2 separate regions of the Homo sapiens genome follow, and region 1 is linked to region 2. Evidence: read pairs that join two places in POLR2A ChIA-PET (ENCODE). Cell type or tissue: Panc1. All regions are shown on one strand. Links, peaks and the distances in the headings refer to the core of each region. The heading gives the core; the rest is flanking DNA.

What was found. ChIA-PET counts read pairs that join two places held together with the same protein. Peaks named below come from ENCODE experiments on the same cell type or tissue, not always from the same donor. Only the 100,000 strongest peaks of a DNase experiment are listed, where the experiment ranks them.
Region 1: POLR2A ChIA-PET joins it to region 2 with 5 read pairs; 3 of 35 experiments call an interaction of 5 or more read pairs at or near these places.

What each region holds. Positions count from the first base shown.
Region 1 is chr14:102,267,668-102,276,640 of GRCh38, forward strand. All of the region lies in intron 2 of MOK (MOK protein kinase), which reads right to left. Among named protein-coding and RNA genes, the nearest start is that of MOK, 33 kb to the right of the region's middle. In Panc1, for the core only: no CTCF peak of the experiment used is centred there; no DNase peak of the experiment used is centred there; H3K27ac peaks cover 199 bases.
Region 2 is chr14:102,100,484-102,109,456 of GRCh38, forward strand. It overlaps a transcript of HSP90AA1 not described here. Among named protein-coding and RNA genes, the nearest start is that of HSP90AA1, 18 kb to the left of the region's middle. In Panc1, for the core only: no CTCF peak of the experiment used is centred there; no DNase peak of the experiment used is centred there.

The DNA.
Region 1 (8,973 bases), core at 2,310-7,309, 170 kb after region 2:
TGAAGAGCCTAAGAATATTTTTGGACTAAAAGTTCTAGCCCCCATTTTCATTTGTATCCTGTATTTCCTCCCTCACATCCAAGTTGGTATTGAAAGTGTTAGCAACTCGCACCCCAGGTCCACAACCAATCAGAAAAGACACAGCCCACCATGCTGGAGCTGGGTCCTCAAAGTGGCCAGAACTAGGGAGTGCTGAACAAGGGGGCTAGGCGAGACTCAGAAGGGTCAGGACAGCAGCTATTTACCAATGAATACAAATCATTCAATATTCTACAATGCACAGAACAGAAAAAAAAAAAAAATTCCAGGCCAAAATGCCAACAGTGTTGAGATAGAGAAATCCTGCTTCAGGTGGAAAGAGCAAGAAGCTAACAAGCTAGCAGTAGTTCCAATTTTTGAACACCCGATCTGAAAAACTTAGTTTTTAGAACCGGGCAGCCAAACAGCTATGCTATTTACACAAATATCCATTCTTCTCCTCTGTAATAGGAAAACCAGTTATCACACCCCAAAACATATTTTGCTTATTGTAGATAGGATTCTTTCATGTCTCCACAGGCATTCACTGAGAAATAATGAGCTAAGACAAATATTTAGAAAGGCACATTTTCCTGGATATTGCTAGATATCAGGATCTAGCAACTGTTCAAATAACAGTGCTTAATAAAATTCAAATCAACTCTGTCCCCTCTTTTAAAATCATGAAAAAAAAAAAATCTAAAAAAACCTGGAAGTAAACTACTTTTCTTTGCCTTGGAGTTGCGTTGAATTTTGTTGTCAGGTGACATTCAGTTTGTTTTTGTTTATTGTTCTGTTGGAAACAAAATACCACAGAACTGAATGTAAGAGGAATGTAGGCAGCCTTTGCTCCGAAAAGAACCAGATGACATTTACCATAAGTGGAATCTACAAATGGAACAAATTATGATCACCAGGACTCAGACTTTTAAAAAAAATGTAAAGATCGGCTGGGCACGGTGGCTCATGCCTGTAATCCCAGCACTTTGGGAGGCCGAGGCGGGTGGATCATGAGGTCAGGAGATCGAGACCATCCTGGCTAACACAGTGAAACCCCGTCTCTACTAAAAAATACAAAAAATTAGCCGGGATGGTGGCGGGTGCCTGTAGTCCCAGCTACTCTGGAGGCTGAGGCAGGAGAATGGCGTAAACCTGGGAGGTGGAGCTTGCAGTAAGCCGAAATCACGCCACTGCACTCCAGCCTGGGCGACAGTGTGAGACTCCGTCTCAAAAAAAAAAAAAAATTATTTAAAGATCAACTATGAAATTTCAACATTTCATTTTATTGGATGAATTTTATGGAAAATAAGTTTATCTAACCAATACAATCTATATGAAGAAAGTCCTCAAAGTAAAGGGGAGGAAGAAATGGTTATATTAATATTAGACAAAATAGACTGCAAAATAAGGATTACTACTACTTATGATTTCATGATGATAAAAAAAGAGTCAATACATTAGGAAGCAATGACAATTGTAAATGTGTATGTGTCAAATAAGAGAATTTTTTTTTTTTTTTGAGACAAAATCTTGCTCTGTCATTCAGGCTGGAGTGCAGTGGCACGATCTAGGCTCACTGCAACCTCCACCTCCCAGGTGCAAGCTATTGTCCTGCCTCAGCCTCCTGAGTAGCTGGGATTACAGGTGCCCACCACTATCCCAGGCTATTTTTGTATTTTTAGTAGAGATGAGGTTTCATCACAGTGGCCAGGCTGGTCTCGACCCCCAACCTGAGGTGATCCACCCGCCTTGGCCTCCCAAAGTGATGAGCCACCACAACCAGCTTTTTTTTTTTTTTTTTTTGTGAGACGGAGTCTTGCTCTGTTGACCAGGCTAGAGTGCAGTGGAGTGATCTTGGCTCACTGCAATCTCCATCTCCTGGGTTCAAGTGATTCTCCTGCCTCAGCCTCCCAAGTAGCTGGGATTATAGGCACCTGCCACCATGCCTGGCTGATTCTTATATTTTCAGTAGAGACAAGGTTTCACCATGTTGGCCAGGCTGGTTTCAAACTCCTGATCTCAAGTGATCCACCTGCCTCAGCCTCCCAAAGTACTGGGATTACAGGCGTGAGCCACTGTGCCTGGCCTAAATGAGAAAATTTTAATATACATAAAGGAAAAGTTGACAATACTAAAGAAAGAGATGAAGATTTTAACACCTTACTCCCATAATTGATTGAACAATCTTTCAAAAAAATCAGTAAAGATACAGAAGATCTTAACAGCATTATTAACTACCTGTCCTAATTGACATTTACAGAACAGTATATTCAACAACTGTATATAAAATATTCTTTTCAAGTATATATGAAACATTCATCCATATAGATAATGTGCTGGACCATAAGGTAAGTCTCAATACATTTCAAGACTGAAAACTTTACACAACATGTTCTCAGACCACAATGGATTAAATTAGAAATCAGTACAGTAAGTTATCTAGAAAAGTCTCAAATATTTGGAAATTAAACAGTAAAGAAGAAATCACAAGGGAAATTAGAAAACATTTCAAACCAAATAAAGCACAACATATAGAAATTTATGAGATGCAGCTAAAACAGGATTTAGAAAGATACTTATGTGTAAATACTAAAGGAAGAAAGGGTTAAAATCAATTATCTAAATGTCCCCCTTGGCCGGGTACAGGGGCTCACGCCTGTAATCCCAGCACTTTGGGAGGCCAAGGTGGGTGGATCACGAGGTCAGGAGTTCGAGACCAGCCTGGCCAACACAGTGAAACTCTGTCTCCACTAAAAATACAAAAATTAGCCAAGCGTGGTGGCAGGGTGCCTGTAATTCCAGCTCCTCAGGAGGCTAAGGCAGGAGAATCAGTTGGACCTGGGAGGCAGAGGTTGCAGTGAGGCGAGATTGTGCCATTGCACTCCAGCCTGGGCAAGAGCAAGACTCCATCTCAAAAAAAAAAAATTAAATAATAATAATGAGAGTATTACAAATAACTGTATGCCAATAAATATGACAATTTAGGGTAAACAAATTCCTCAAAAAACACAGTTACCAAATCTGACACAAAATAAAACTGGAAATTGAAACAGCCCTATTTAATAAAATAGCCCTATTTTATTCTTATTAGTTGTTATCAAAAACCTCCCAACAGATGATGAAAGTGTTCTAAAACGGAATTGTGGTGACAGTTGCACAGCCGTATAAATGTCCTGAAACTCACTTACAATAGCTGAATTTTATGAAAGGAAAATTATACTTCAGGCTGGGCACAGTGGCTCACGCCTATAATCCCAACACTTTGGGAGGCCGAGACGGGTGGATAACCTGAGGTCAGGAGTTTGAGACCAGCCTGGCCAACATGATGAAACCCCATCTCTACTAAAAATACAAAAATTAATGGTGGCAGGTGCCTGCAATCCCCACTACTCAGGAGGCTGAGGCAGGAGAATTGCTTGAACTCAGGAGGCAGAGGTTGCAGCTAGCCAAGACTGCACCACTGCATTCCAGCCTGGATGACAGAGCGAGACTCCATCTCAAAAGAAACAAAAGGAAATCATCCTTCAATAAAGCTTTTAAAAAATCATATGGAAATCCTTCCAAATTATTTGGCATAGTTCTGGTTTTTTTCTTTAATATTCCTTGATACAGATGTGCCTTGAGGTCATTCCTTGTTCCACCACTTCGTCGTGATCCCATCTTTTTATCACTACGAATGATGTTATAATAAACATCATTGTGGGAGGGACCTTCCCCACAAGGAAAACTCCTAGACCAGACAATTTCACTGGTGAATTATTTCAAACATTTAAAAAAGAAATACTCTTACACAAACTTTTTCAGCAAAAAATGGAGGAATGAACACTTCCCAACTTGTTCTGTTAGACCTGAAAACCTTTATACCAAAACCTAACAAAAACTTTTTTTTTTAAGACAGATTCTCGCTCTGTTGCCCAGGCTGGAGTGCACGAGCGCAACCTCGGCTCACTGCAAACTCTGCCTCCAGGGTTCAAGCCATACTTGTGCCTCAGCCTCCTGAGTAACTGGGATTACAGGCATGCACTACCACGCCCACCTAATTTTTGTAGTTTTGGTAGAAACAGAGTTTTGCCATGTTGGCCAGGCTAATCTCAAACTCCTGGCCTCAAGTGATCCACCCACCTCAGCCTCTCAAAGTGCTGGGAATACAGGTGTGAGCCACTGCACCCAGCCGCAAAACCTAATAAAGACTTTTTTCTTTTTCTTTTTTTGAGACAGGGTCTCACTCTGTGGCCCAGGCTGGAGTGCAGTAGTGTAATCACTGCTTACTGCAGCCTTGACCTCCTGATCTTAAGCCATCCTCCTACCTCAGCCTCCCAAGTGGCTGGGACCACAGGTGCCTGCCACCATGCCCAGCTGTTTTTTATTTGTAGAAACAAGGTCTCATCTTGTCCAGGCTGGCCTCAAACTCCTGGGCTTAAGCCATCCTCCCACCTCAGCCTCCCAATGTGCTGGGATTAAAGGTATGAGACGCCACGCCTAACTCCCTAACAAAGACTTTTATATAATAAGAAAAGTATAGGCCAAGCATGGTAGCTCACGCCTGTAATCCTAGTGCTTTGGGAGGCCAAGTCTGGCGAATTGCCTGAGGTCAGGAGTTCAAGACAGCCTGGCCAACATGGCAAAACCCCATCTCTACTAAAAATACAAAAATTAGCCAGGCATGGTGGCACGCGCCTGTAATCCCAGCTACTTGGGAGCCTGAAGCAGAATTGCTTGAGGCGGAGGTTGCAGTGAGCCGAGATCACGCCACCACACTCCAGCCTGTGCAACACAGCAAGACTCCATCACGAAAAAAAAAAAAGTATCCCTTATGAGTACAAATACAAAAATACTTGACAAAATACTATCAAATCCAGGAACATGTAAAACTGATCATATGTTATGACTAAGTGGGGAATCCCAGCTATACTGGGAATGCAAGGTTGAGTTATTATTCAAAAATGAATGAATGTTATCCACCACAATACAAGAAAAAGGAAAAAATAATAATACCAAAAAGTCATTTGACAGAATTCGATACCAATTCAGGACAAAAATTCTCAGCAAGCTATTCATGAAAGGGAACTCTGTCAATTTGATAAAAGACATATACAGCAAACATCATGCTTCTAATGTTGAAATGCTGAACACTTCCCCGCTACTTGCATTCAATATTGTACTGGAAATCTGAACTAATGGGAAAGGCTAGAAAAAAAGTCATGGGCCGGGCACAGTGGCTCACGCCTGTAATCCCAGCACTCTGGGAGGCCAAGGTGGGCAGATCACAAAGTCAGGAGTTCGAGACCAGCCTGGCCAATACGGTTAAACCCTGTCTCTACTTAAAATACAAAAATTCGCCAGGCGTGGTGGCGGGTGCCTGTAGTCCCAGCTACTTGGGAGGCTGAGGCAGGAGAATCACTTGAACCCGGGAGGTGGAGGTTGCAGTGAGCTGAGATCGCGCCACTGCACTCCAGCATGGGCAACAGAGCAAAACTCCGTCTCAAAAAAAAAAGTCATCAACATTGGGAAAGAAGAGTAAAACTGTCTCTATTTGCAGGTGACATATTTCTTTAAGTAAAAAATCCTAAGAAAGCAACCAAAACATACTAGAACAAAAAAAAAAAAAAAATAAGTGAATCCTGAGAAATTTCTCAAAATACAAAGTAAACAAAAATTAATTGCATTTCTACATACTTATGGCTAACAATGGGAAATAAATGTTTAAAATATCCTTTTATAATAATGTTATAAAACATAAAACACTTAGATATAAATTTAACAAAAGACACGTAAGACCTTTTCAGTGAAACTACAAAACAGCTGAAACCGTCCAGGCAAGGTGGCTCACACCTGTAATCTGAGCACTTTGCGAGGCCAAGGTGGGCGGATCACCTGAAGTCAGGAGTTCGAGACCAGCCTGGCCAACATGACAAAACCCTGTCTTCTACTAAACATACAAAAATTAGCTGGGCATGGTGACACGTGCCTGTAATCCCAGCTACTTGGCAGGCTGAGGCAGGAGAATCTCTAGAACCTGTGAACCCGGAAGGCAGAGGTTGCAGTGAGCTGAGATCATGCCATTGCACTCCAGCCTGGGCAACAAGAGCAAAACTCCGTCTCAAAAACAAAAACAAAACATAGCTGAAACTAAAGCAAACTGAAATAAATGGAGAGACGGTTATACCATGTTTATGAATTGCAAAGTTCAATATTGCTAAGATATGCATTCTCTCCCAAATTGAACGATAGACTCAATACAATCCTATTCATAATCTCAATAGTTTTTTTTTGTTTTGTTTTTCTTTTTTGAGACAGAGTCTCACTCTGTCGCCCAGGCTGGAGTGCAGTGGCCCAATCTCCACTCACTGCAAGCTCCACCTCCTGGGTTCACTCCATTCTCCTGCCTCAGCCTCCTGAGTAGCTGGGACTATAGGCGCCTGCCACCACACCCGGCTAATTTTCTGTATTTTTAGTAGAGATGGGGTTTCACGGTTTTAGCCAGGATGGTCTTGACCTCCTGACCTCATGATCTGCCCGCCTCGGCCTCCCAAAGTGCTGGGATTACAGGTGTGAGCCACCGTACCTGCATTTTTTTTTTTTTTTTTGAGACAGGTTCTCACTCTGTCACCCAGGTTGGAGTGCAGCTGCATGATCTTGGCTCACTGAAGCCTCCACCTCCCAGGCTCAAGCAATCCTCCCACCTCAGCCTCCCAAGCAGCTGCGACTACAGGTGTGTGACACTACACTTGGCTAATTTTTGTTATTTTCAATCGAGATGGGGTTTCACCATGTTGTTCAGGCTGGTCTTGAACTCCTGGGCTCAAGTGATCAGCCCACTTTCAGCCTCCTAAAGTGCTGGGATTACAGGCGTGAGAAACTGTGCCCGGCTGGTTTTATTTTTTAATAGAATTGATGAGCTATATTCCTAGAATCCTCACAGAAAAAAAAAATTGAGCTGATTCTAAAATGTATGTGGATGTACAGAGGACCTACAGTAGGCAAAACTGTCTTTAAAAAGATGAAGAGGCCGGGCACGGTAACTCACGCCTGTAATCCCAGCACTTTGGGAGGACGAGGCAGGCGGATCACCTGAGGTCAAGAGTTTGAAACCAGCCTGGCCAACATGGTGAAACCCTGTCTCAACTAAAGATACAAAAATTAGCCAGGCATGGTGGTGGGTGCCTGTAATCCCAGCTACTCAGGAGGCTGAGGCAGGAGAATTGCTTGAAACCAGGAGGCAGAGGTTGCAGTGAGCCGAGATGACACCACTGCACTCCAGCCTGCATGACAGAAAGAGACTCTGTCTCAAAAAAAAAAAAAAAGAAGAAGAAAGACTTTTAGTATCTGACTTCAAAACTTACTGTTGAGCTACATTAATCAAAACAGTATGGTATTGGCATAATGACAGTCAAAGAGAGCAATGAAACAGAATAGAGAGTCCAAAACAGACCTATACTTTTACAGTCAATTAGCTTTTGACAAAATAATCCACTGAAGGCAAGGAAAGTCTTTTTTTAACAAATGATGCTGGAACAACTGGATATTCATTTGGGGGAAAAAACTGATGCTTGATCCCTACCGCTCACCATTCACAAAAATTAATTTAAGATGGATTGGCCGGGCACGGCGGCTCACGCCTGTAATCCCAGCACTTTGGGAGGCCGAGGTGGGTGGACTGTGAGGTCAGGAGATCGAGACCATCCTGGCTAACACGGTGAAACCCCGTCTCTATTAAAAATACAAAAAATTAGCCGGGCGTGGTGGTGGGCGCCTGCGGTCCCAGCTACTCGGGAGGCTGAGGCAGGAGAATGGAGTGAACCTGGGAGGCGGAGCTTGCAGTGAGCAGAGATAGCGCCACTGCAGTCCAGCCTGGGTGACAGAGCGAGACTCCATCTCAAAAAAAAAAAAAAAAAAAGATGGATCACAGACCTAAATGTAAAAAGTTAAAATGATAAGGTTTTTAGGAGAAAATACAGGAGAATACATTCACAACCTAGAAGTAGACAAAAATTTCTTCTAAGACAGAAAACAAAAAACAATAACCACAAAAGAACTCCATAAATTGGACTTCACTGACATTAAAAAACTTCAGCACATGGAAAGATGCCATAAAGAAAATGGATAGGCAAACCACAGACTTGGAGAAACTACCTGCAAAACACATTTAATAAAAGACTTCTATACAGAATATATAAAGAACTCCTAAATTCAATAAAAAGGCAAACAGCCTAATTTTTAAAATTATTTTTTCTTTTTTTCTCCCTTAGGATGGCTTGTTTCTTAAGGTCTAAATTTTTAAAGGGACAAAAACTTGGACAGGCAATTCATAAATGAAGATACATGAATGGCCAATAAGTACATGATCAAGTGTTTATCATTAGTCATCGGGGAAGTAGAAACTAAAACTACCATGAGATAATTCCACACAATCATCAGAATGGCTTAAACTTAAAAGAATAACAACATCAAATGCCGGTGGGAATATGGAGCAACTGGAACTTTCATTCTTTGCCGGTGGTAATATAAAAAGCTACAGGCCGGGCGTGGTGGCTCACGCCTGTAATCCCAACACTTTGGGAGGCTGAAGTGGGCGGATCACAAGGTCAGGAGATGGAGACCATCCTGGCTAACATGGTGAAACCCCATCTCTACTAAAAAATACAAAAAAAAAATTAGCCGGGCGTGGTGGCGGGCGCCTGTAGTCCCAGCTACTCAAGAGGCTGAGGCAAGAGAATGGCGTGAACCCAGGAGTCAGAGCTTGCATTGAGCCGAGATAGCCAGCCTGGGTGATAGAGCGACACTCTGTCTCAAATAAATAAATTAATTAATTAAATTAAATAAAAAAATAAAAAGTTACAATCACTTTGAGAAAAGGCTTGTCAGTTTCTTATAAAGTTAAACATATACCTACCCTTTGACCCAGTGATTCTGTTTCTAGGTAACTGCCTAAGAAAAAATGAAAACATACAAAAA
Region 2 (8,973 bases), core at 1,505-6,504:
GGCACGATCTCAGCTCCCCACAACCTCCGCCTCCCGGGTTCAAGCGGTTCTCCTGCCTCAGCATCCCGAGTAGTTGGGATTACAGGCATGCACCATCATGCCCGCCTAATTTTGTATTTTTAGTAGAGACAGGGTTTCTCCATGTTGGTCAGGCTGGTCTCAAACTCCCAACCTCAGGTGATCTGCCCGCCTGGGCCTCCCAAACTGCTGGGATTACAGGCGTGAGCCACCATGCCCAGCTCTGATTTTAATTTGCATTTCTTTGATTAGTAATCCTATATTTTCATTATTTACTGGCCATGAGTTTAAATCCCTGCTCTGCTATCACTCTATGTGACTTTGGAGAGACTACTTGACTTCCATGTACTTCAATTTCCTCATCTGTGAAGTTCCTCTCTAAAGAAACTGACCAGCTTCAAAGACGTATAAACTCTGACATGGCGGGACGGGCTCTAATGAAATTCCTGTATCCTTACCCACAAATCACAAAGCTTCTAGTCAGTATTTTAGTACCTCCCATTCTTGTTCAATAAATTACCACGTGCTGGACACAGCCGGCTGGGGGCTGTGGCTCCAGAGATGCTTGAGGGAAGGTCAGTCACCAACTGTCCATCTCCTCCCAGCATTCAAAATTTGGTTCACTTCTCTCCCCTGCTGCTTTCTCCTCTCTCATTCTTTTGTCCTGTGGCTGCATGAGATACACACATATATAATGTTCACTGCCATATTAGCAGGGCTCCAGAAGGAACACAGATGAATGCAAATGTTCCACCCACTGTGTCTAACCAGAGGCCAGAGTGACGTTCTAAGGCACTGAGTGTGACTGTTCCTCCAATGCTCAGCCCCTTCCGTGGTTCACTGTGACTTTTGGGTCAAGCCCAAACTCCTCAGCATAGCCTGCCCAGGCCCCTCCAACACTCCCCCATCATCTCTTGCCACCACCACCCTCCTAGGGTTCAGTCACTCCAAACCCCACTGCCCGCTTCTTCACGCCCCTCCTGCCCACATTCCTCCCCACTTTTGCTTATGCTGTCCTCCGTGAGTGGGTGCTCAAGGCGCAGCTCACAAGCCACCTCTTCTGGGAGCCCAAGGGATTGGATTGTCTTTCTCTTTTCTCCCACAGCACTTTGTCATATATGCGCTATAGCCCTGTATTATGATGATTGTCACATGCACTCCAGGCAGGGACCTGGGACTCTCTTGGACATTGCCTGGGCCTGTAGTGGACCCTCAGTAGATGTCAATGCAGTGGATGGGTAGGCAGGGAATAAACAATAAAGAGAGTGACATTGTTTTAGCTTTCTGTGACTCCAACCACCGGTTGGTTGGATGGATGGTTAACATTAGCTAGAAATGTTTAGGATAGTAATTTTAAACCTTAGTCCACTTACCAGTAGCCTAAGCAATATAAATGGCTGCAGATCCTTGTAGAGGTGTTGCCCTGCACCTTGGCTCTGTCTGAAGGCCAGTGACGCGGTGACAGGGAATGCAGAGACGTGGAAGGGCTGTTTCCAGAGACAGAGTAGAGTGGTGGATCCAGACACCATCAGATGCCAGAGAAACACTTGGGCCTTTTCTTGGTACCAGTTAACAGGTGCCCTGCTGGGAACATAAACACAATCTTCTGGACTTCCAAACCAAACATAACAGAGATAGGGCGGCAGAGGATGAACTTGGACAGCCCCAAGCAGGCATGCCCTGGCTTCCTTAGACTTCCTCTGTGACTGTCAAATGGATTAAAATATGTGATATGTTCTCTTCCTGCAGGAAGTTCAACTTGGGAAATGGACCAGGGTCCCAGTAAGGAGCTGGGCTTCTCTGTGGATGCTGTATGGCCTGATCCCCCACTCCAGCAGTGCTTCTCTGGGTGGCCAGGTGCTCTTGGACTGGGCTAGAGGGCCTGCAGCAAAAACTAGAACTTAGTTGTTATTATTCCAGGCTCCATTCAGACTTATCCTAATGACTCAACCAACTGCAGGAGAGCTGCACTGAAGGGTCTGGAATTCTGGTTGGGTTTCAAAGTTAGTGGCTAAGGGGAAAATTGAATCCAGGGGAAGTGTCCCCCTTGAAAGCCCCTTAGGAAAGTAAGCTAAATGCATCAATGACACGAGTTCCCTGTTCCACACTCTGTATGAAGAAGAGGCTCTGCCACGCATACGACTTGTGAGAGTTTCTCATCAAATGGGAATAGTAATGTCTACTTCCTATGATTATTCTAGAGACTAACTTTAGATAAAATATGGGGAAATATAGTACATAATAAGCACTCAAGGCCGGGAGTGGTGGCTCACGCCTGTAATCCCAACACTTTGGAGGCCAAGGGGAGTGCATTGCTTAAGCCTAGGAGTTTGAGCCTAGCCTGGGCAACATAGTAAGACCCCCCAAAAAAGAAACAAAATAAAAAGAAGTGGGGGGCCAGGTGCAGTGACTCACACATGTAATCCCAGCACTTTGGGAGGCCGAGGTGGGCAGATGACCTGAGGTCAGGAGTTTGAGACTAGCCTGGCCAACATGGTAAAACTCCATCTCTACTGAAAATACAAAAAAATTAGCCAGGCATGGTGGCACATGCCTGTAATCCCACCTACTCAGGAGGCTGAGGCACAAGGATCACTTGAACCCAGGAGACAGAGGTTGCAGTGGGCCAAGATGGTGCCAATATACTCCAGCCTGGGCAGCAGAGCGAGACTCAGTCTCAAAAAAAAAAAAAAAAAAAAAAAAGCAGAAGTGGGAGTTGATTTTTTTTTTTTTTTTTTTCAGATAGGGTCTCGGTTCTAGTGCAGTGGCATGATCATGATTCACTGCAGCCTCAACCTGCTGGGCTTAAGCGAGTCTCCTACCTCCTACCTCTGCTTCTCGAGTAGCTGGGACTACAGCCGCACACTACCATGTCTGGCTAATTTTAAGAAAAATGTTTTGTAGAGGTCAGGTGCATTGGTTCATGCCATAATCCCAGCATTTTGGAAGGCTGAAGCAGATGGACTGCTTGAGTCCAGGAGTTTGAGATGAGCCTGGGCAACATGGTAAAACCCTATCTCGGCTGGGTGTGGTGGCTCATGCCTGTAATCCCAGTACGTTGGGAGGCCGAGGGGGGTGGATCACCTGAGGTCAGGAGTTCGAGACCAGTCTGGCCAACATGGTGAAACCCTGTCTCTACTAAAATACAAAAAATTAGCCGGGTATGGCAGTAGATGCCTGTAATCCCAGATACTTGGGAGGCAGAGGCAGAAGAATTGCTTGAACCTAGGAGGCAAAGGTTGCAGTGAGCCAAGATCGCACCATTGCACTCTAGCCTGGGCAACAAAAGCAAAACTCCGTCTCAAAACAAAAAAAAAAAAACAAAAACCCATCTCTACAAAAAAATATAAAAATTAGCCAGGTGTGGCGGTGTGCACCTGTGGTCTCAGCTAGTTGGGAGGCTGAGGGAGGAGAATTACTTGAACATGGGAGGTGGAGGTTGCAGTGAGCTGAGTTCGGATTACAGGAGGCGGAGGTTGCAGTGAGTTGAGACTGCACCACTGCACCCTGTCCTGGGTGACAGATTGAAATTCTGTCTCAAAAAAAAAAAAAAAGAAATTGTTAATGTGGGTTTGATACTTGGATGAATCTCATCAGCAGCCTTGTTCCAAACAACCTCTTAGGAGCCAATGATACTGATCATGAATGGAGTTGGTTTTTAAAAAAATTATAGATGTATAACAGTTCACATATTTTTGGGGTACATGTGATATATTTTTTTTGAGATGGAGTCTCATTCAGTCTGTTGCCCAGGCTGGAGTGCAACGGCAAGATCTTGGCTCACTGCAACCTCTGCCTCCTGGATGCAAGCGATTCTCCTGCCTCAGCCTCCCGAGTAGCTGGGATTACAGTCATGCGCCACCACGCCCGGCTAATTTTTTTTGTATTTTTAGTAGAGACAGGGTTTCACCATGTTGGCCAGGCTGGTCTCAAACTCCTGACCTCAAGTGATCCGCCTACCTTAGCCTCCCAAAGTGCTGGGACTACAGGTGTGAGCCACTGCGCCCGGCCTACACGTGATATTTTGATGCATGTATGTAATGTGCAATGACCAAATCAGGGTAATTGGGATATCCATCTCCTTATTTTTCTTTGTGCTGAGAACACTACAGTTCCTGTCTTGTAACTATTTTGAGACATATAAATTATTAACTGATTTCTCTACTGTACTCTTGAATACCAGAACTTATTCCTTCTAACTGTATTTTTATACCCATTAACCAACTTCGACTCATCTTTCCCTCTCCTTTCCCTTTCCAGCCTCTGATAACCATCATTCTACTCTCTACCTCTTTTTTAGCTCTCACATATGAGTGAGAACATGTTGTATTTGTCTTCCTGTACCTGGCTTATTTCACTTAACATAATGACCTCCCATCTATCCATGTTGCCGCAAATGACAAGATTTCATTCTTGGCTTGGCGCAGTGGCTCACACCTGTAATCCCAGCACTTTGGGAGGCCAAGGTGGGCAGATCACGAGGTCAGGAAATCGAGACCATACTGCCTAACATGGTGAAACCTCATCTCTACTAAAAAAAAAAAAAAAAAAAAAAATTCAGCCGTGTGTGATGGCACGCCCCTGTAGTCCCAGCTACTCAGGAGGCTGAGGCAGGAGAATCGCTTGAACCCGGGAGGTGGAGATTGCAGTGAGTGAGAACGTGCCACTGCACTCCAGCCTGGGCGACAGAGTGAGAGTCTGTCTCAAAAAAAAAAAACAAAAAAAAAACCAAACTTCATTCAACAAACACTGATCTAGTTTACAATGTCCAGGCGCTTTGCTAGGGCTGGGGATTCAAAGAACACCCAGTTCCTCGTCCTGGGAGCTCACTGTTGGAAAGACAGATGCAAGAACATGTACTTGTATACCCTGATGTAAAATAGCCTCAGGGAGTTATGGGGGCACAGTGAGGACGAGAAAAGGCTTCCCAAAGGCAAATGGCGCCTGAACTGAGTAGTAAGGAACAACCTGGGTCAGAGTGGAAGAAGGCATGCCAGATGGAGGGGACCGTGTGTGCAAAGGCACAAAGGTGAGAATCAGCATGGTAGGTGCTAGCGGTGGCTAGAGCACAGCTGGTAGGCATGGAGCTATGCAGGAAGAGGGCTTGCAAGGGAGACAGGGCCTGCATCTGCAAGGTGTGGGCTTGCCTGCCAGTGGGGAGTGTGTTCTCTGTCCACAGGGAAGGTCATTCATTCTGAGATTTGTGTTTTAGGTAGATCTTCATGGCTGTGTTTGGATTTGAGGGTCACAAGTCTGGACACATGGAGACAATTAGAAAGCTTTTGAGACTGGGCATGGTGGCTAATGCCTGTAATCCCAGCACTTTGGGAGGGTGAGATAGGTAGATCACCTGAGGTCAGGAGTTCCAGACCAGCCTGGCCAACATGGTGAAACCCTGTCTCTACTAAAAATACAAAAATCAGCCGGGTGTGGTGGTATGCACATGCGCCTGTAATCCCAGCTGCTCGGGAGGCTGAGGCAGGAGAATTGCTTGAACCCATGAGGCTGAGGTTGCAGTGAGCCAAGATGGTGCCACTGCACTCTAGCCTGGGCGACAGAGTGAGACTCCATCTCAAAAAAAAAAAGCTGTTGAAACGGTTCAGGCAAAGGAGGAGAGAGTTCCGTGAAAGTAGGTGCCTGCAGTGTGGTTCATTTACGTTTACATTGTGTATTGGTAGAGCCTGGCTTTTCCAGTTCTTTGTTCAGAAACAGCTTTCTCAATCAATGGTTCTTGACCACTAAAAGCATCTGTCCACAAAACTATTCATTTACTCCTGGAAGTTTTTCACTATTTTCATAACAATGGATATCAAAATCCATTTTTTGATCAAAGTATTTTGTTAGCTTTTGACTTTCAGTGAGCAGGGAAGAGCCATCATTTAATCAAGAACCTTTTGTTCTGTCAGCTAATATCAAGTAGGGAGCTTCTTTAAAAAGAAATCCTGATTATGCAATCATGAATAATCATGATGAAGATGAAAAGAGGGAAGTAGTAATGGAAACCAGTGTGCCCGCCTGAGCTCCCTGTTGAGCTAATTTTTTTTTTTTTTTTTTTTTTTTTGAGACAGAGTCTCTCTCTGTCGCCCGGGCTGGAGTGCAGTGGCACAACTCAGCTCACTGCAACCTCCGCCTCCCAGGTTCAAGCGATTCTCCTCCCTCAGCCTCCCGAGTAGCTGAGATTACAGGCGCCTGCCACTACGCCCAGCTGAGTTTTGTATTTTTAGTAAAGATGGGGTTTCCCCATGTTGGCAAGGCTGGTCTTGAACTCCTGACCTCAGGTGATCTACCCACCTCGGCCTCCCAAAGTGCAAGGATTACAAGTGTGAGCCGCTGCGCCCACCCTGTTGAGCTAATGTTTTGAGAGGATGGGCAAAATATAGATGAAGGGAAGTATAATCAGAGATGGATCCTGAAGAATGACACAATCCTGAAAAATACTGTCAGGAGGACTGTGCTGTAATTTGCCAGAAATTCTAAGGAAAATAAAAAAGGTCTTTAAAGTTATTCTTAGGGCAAGAAGAACTAAGAAAGCATAGATCTACTGCTTAGGGGATGATATACAGTGATACTGAGAGAAGGCACAAATACTCAAACTTTATAGACAGAAGAACTGTTGTCAATGACAATAATTTCAACTAAGCCTATGGCCAGTTCCTCCTCATATCCTGAGCCCTTTAAGGAGGCGAGGGTGGGGAGTCTGGAAGCAGTAGTGCCCCAACCCTGGCCTGCCGCACATCCTAGAGATTCCTCTCACCACTTCCCTGTTAGAATCCCTGTTTCCTACATCTCATGCTTGCTTCTTTCTTGGTTTAGCCCGTTTTTTTTGGTTTGTTTGTTTTTTTGAGACGTAGTGTTGCTCTATTGCCAGGCTGGAGTGCAGTGGCATGATCTCGGCTCACTGCAACCTCTGCCTCCCGGGTTCAAGCAATTATCCTGCCTCAGCCTCCCAAGTAGCTGGGACTACAGGTGCACGCCACCATGCCTAGCTAATTTTTGAATTTTTAATAGCAATGGGGTTTCACCACGTTGGCCAGGATGGTCTCGATCTCTTGACCTCATGATCCACCTGCCTTGGCCTCCCAAAGTGCTGGGATTATAGGCATGAGCCACCACTCCTAGCCTAGCCCCTGGTTTTGCAGAAGCACATTTTCCACAAGCACAGAGGATATGTAGGGGATATGGCAAGTACTAGCAAGGATGCTGGTGGGTGTGACAGCTGGTGTGGCTGTTCTGGAGAGCCACCTAGCAGTTTCAGTCAAATGAAGAATGTGTGAACGCTCTGTCCCACCAATCCTGTTCCTGAGCACAGACCCAAGGGAAGTTCTGACAAGGATCCATAGGAGGGCACGTATGAAGATGCTCACTGTAATACTGTTTGTGTCTTTGTGTGTATAAAGGCTTCTGGTTTCTGTAATTGTATACCCTATCATTTCACTGAATTCTCTCTTAAATTTTTTTTTTTTTAGAATTGGGGCCTTGAAGCCCAGGTGCAATGGCTCACACCTGTAATACCAGCACTTTGGGACGCCAAAACACGAGCATTGCTTGAGACCATTTTGAGACCAACCTGGGCAACATGGCGAGGCCATGTCTCTACAAAAATTTTAGAAAATTAGCTAAGTGTGGTGGCATGTACCTGTGGACCCAGCTACTTGGGAGGCTGAGGTGGGAGGACTGCTTGAAACTGGGAGGTTGAGGCTGCAGTGAGCCATAATCATGACATTGCACTACAGCGTAAGCAACAGAGCGAGACCTTGTCTCCAAAAAAAAAAAAAAAAAAAAAAAATTGGGCCTCGTTCTGTTGCCCAGGCTGGACTTGGACTCCTGGACTCAAGCAATCCTCATACCTCAAGCTAGGACTACAGCCTTGTGCCATGGTGCCTAGCTTTGAATTCTTTTTTTAAAAATTGTTTTATTAATAGCAGTTTTTTAGTTGATTTTCTTGGGCCTTGTAAATATTGATCCTATCATTAACAAATAGTAAAACTTTTAACTTCTCTTTTCTAATTTTTACACATCTAACTTATAACTTTTTTTTTTTTTTTTTTTTTGAGATGGAGTCTTGCCCTTGTTGCCCATGCTGGAGTGCAATGGCGTGATCTTGGCTTACTGCAGCCTCAACCTCCTGGGTTTGAGCGATTCTCCTGCCTCAGCCTCTGGAGTTGCTGGGATTACAGGTGCCTGCCACCACACCCAGCTAATTTTTTGTATTTTTAGTAGAGACGGAGTTTCACCATGTTGGCCAGGTTGGTCTTGAACTCCTGACCTCATGATCCACCCACCTCGGCCTCCCAAAGTGCTGGGATTACAGGTGTGAGCCACTGAGCCCAGCCCCTCATTTGTAACTCTTATCTGATTGCTTTGGCTAATACTTTCAATACACTGTTGAACAGTAGTGGAGATAGTGGTCATTCTCTTCCTGACTTTAGCAGGGCTATGTGGATTGCATTTCATTTATTTTAATTTTTATTGGACAGCTGAATTTTTTAACTTTTTAAATTAAGGTATAATTTACATAAAGTGCTAAATCCTAAGTGTAATACTTGATACACTTTTACAGCCAACACCCAGCTCAAGATGCAGACTTTCCAGCACCCCAGAGGCTCCCTATGTTTCTTCCCTATCAATATCTCCCTCAAAGATAACCAACATTCTGACACCATTGATTAGTTTTGTCCATTTCTGAACTTCATACAGATGGAATTACACAATACGTACTCTCATGTCTGGCTATGTCCACTCAGCATTAGGTCTGTGGGATTCATCCATGTTGTATGTAACAGTAGTTCCAAGTTGAATATCCCTGATACGGTTTGGCTGTGTCCTCACCCAAATCTCATCTTGAATTGTAACTCCCACAATTCCTACATGTTGTGGGAGGGAGCTGGTGGGAGGTAACCGAATCATGGAGGTGGGTCTTTCCTGTGCTATTCTCATGATAGTGAATAAGGCTCA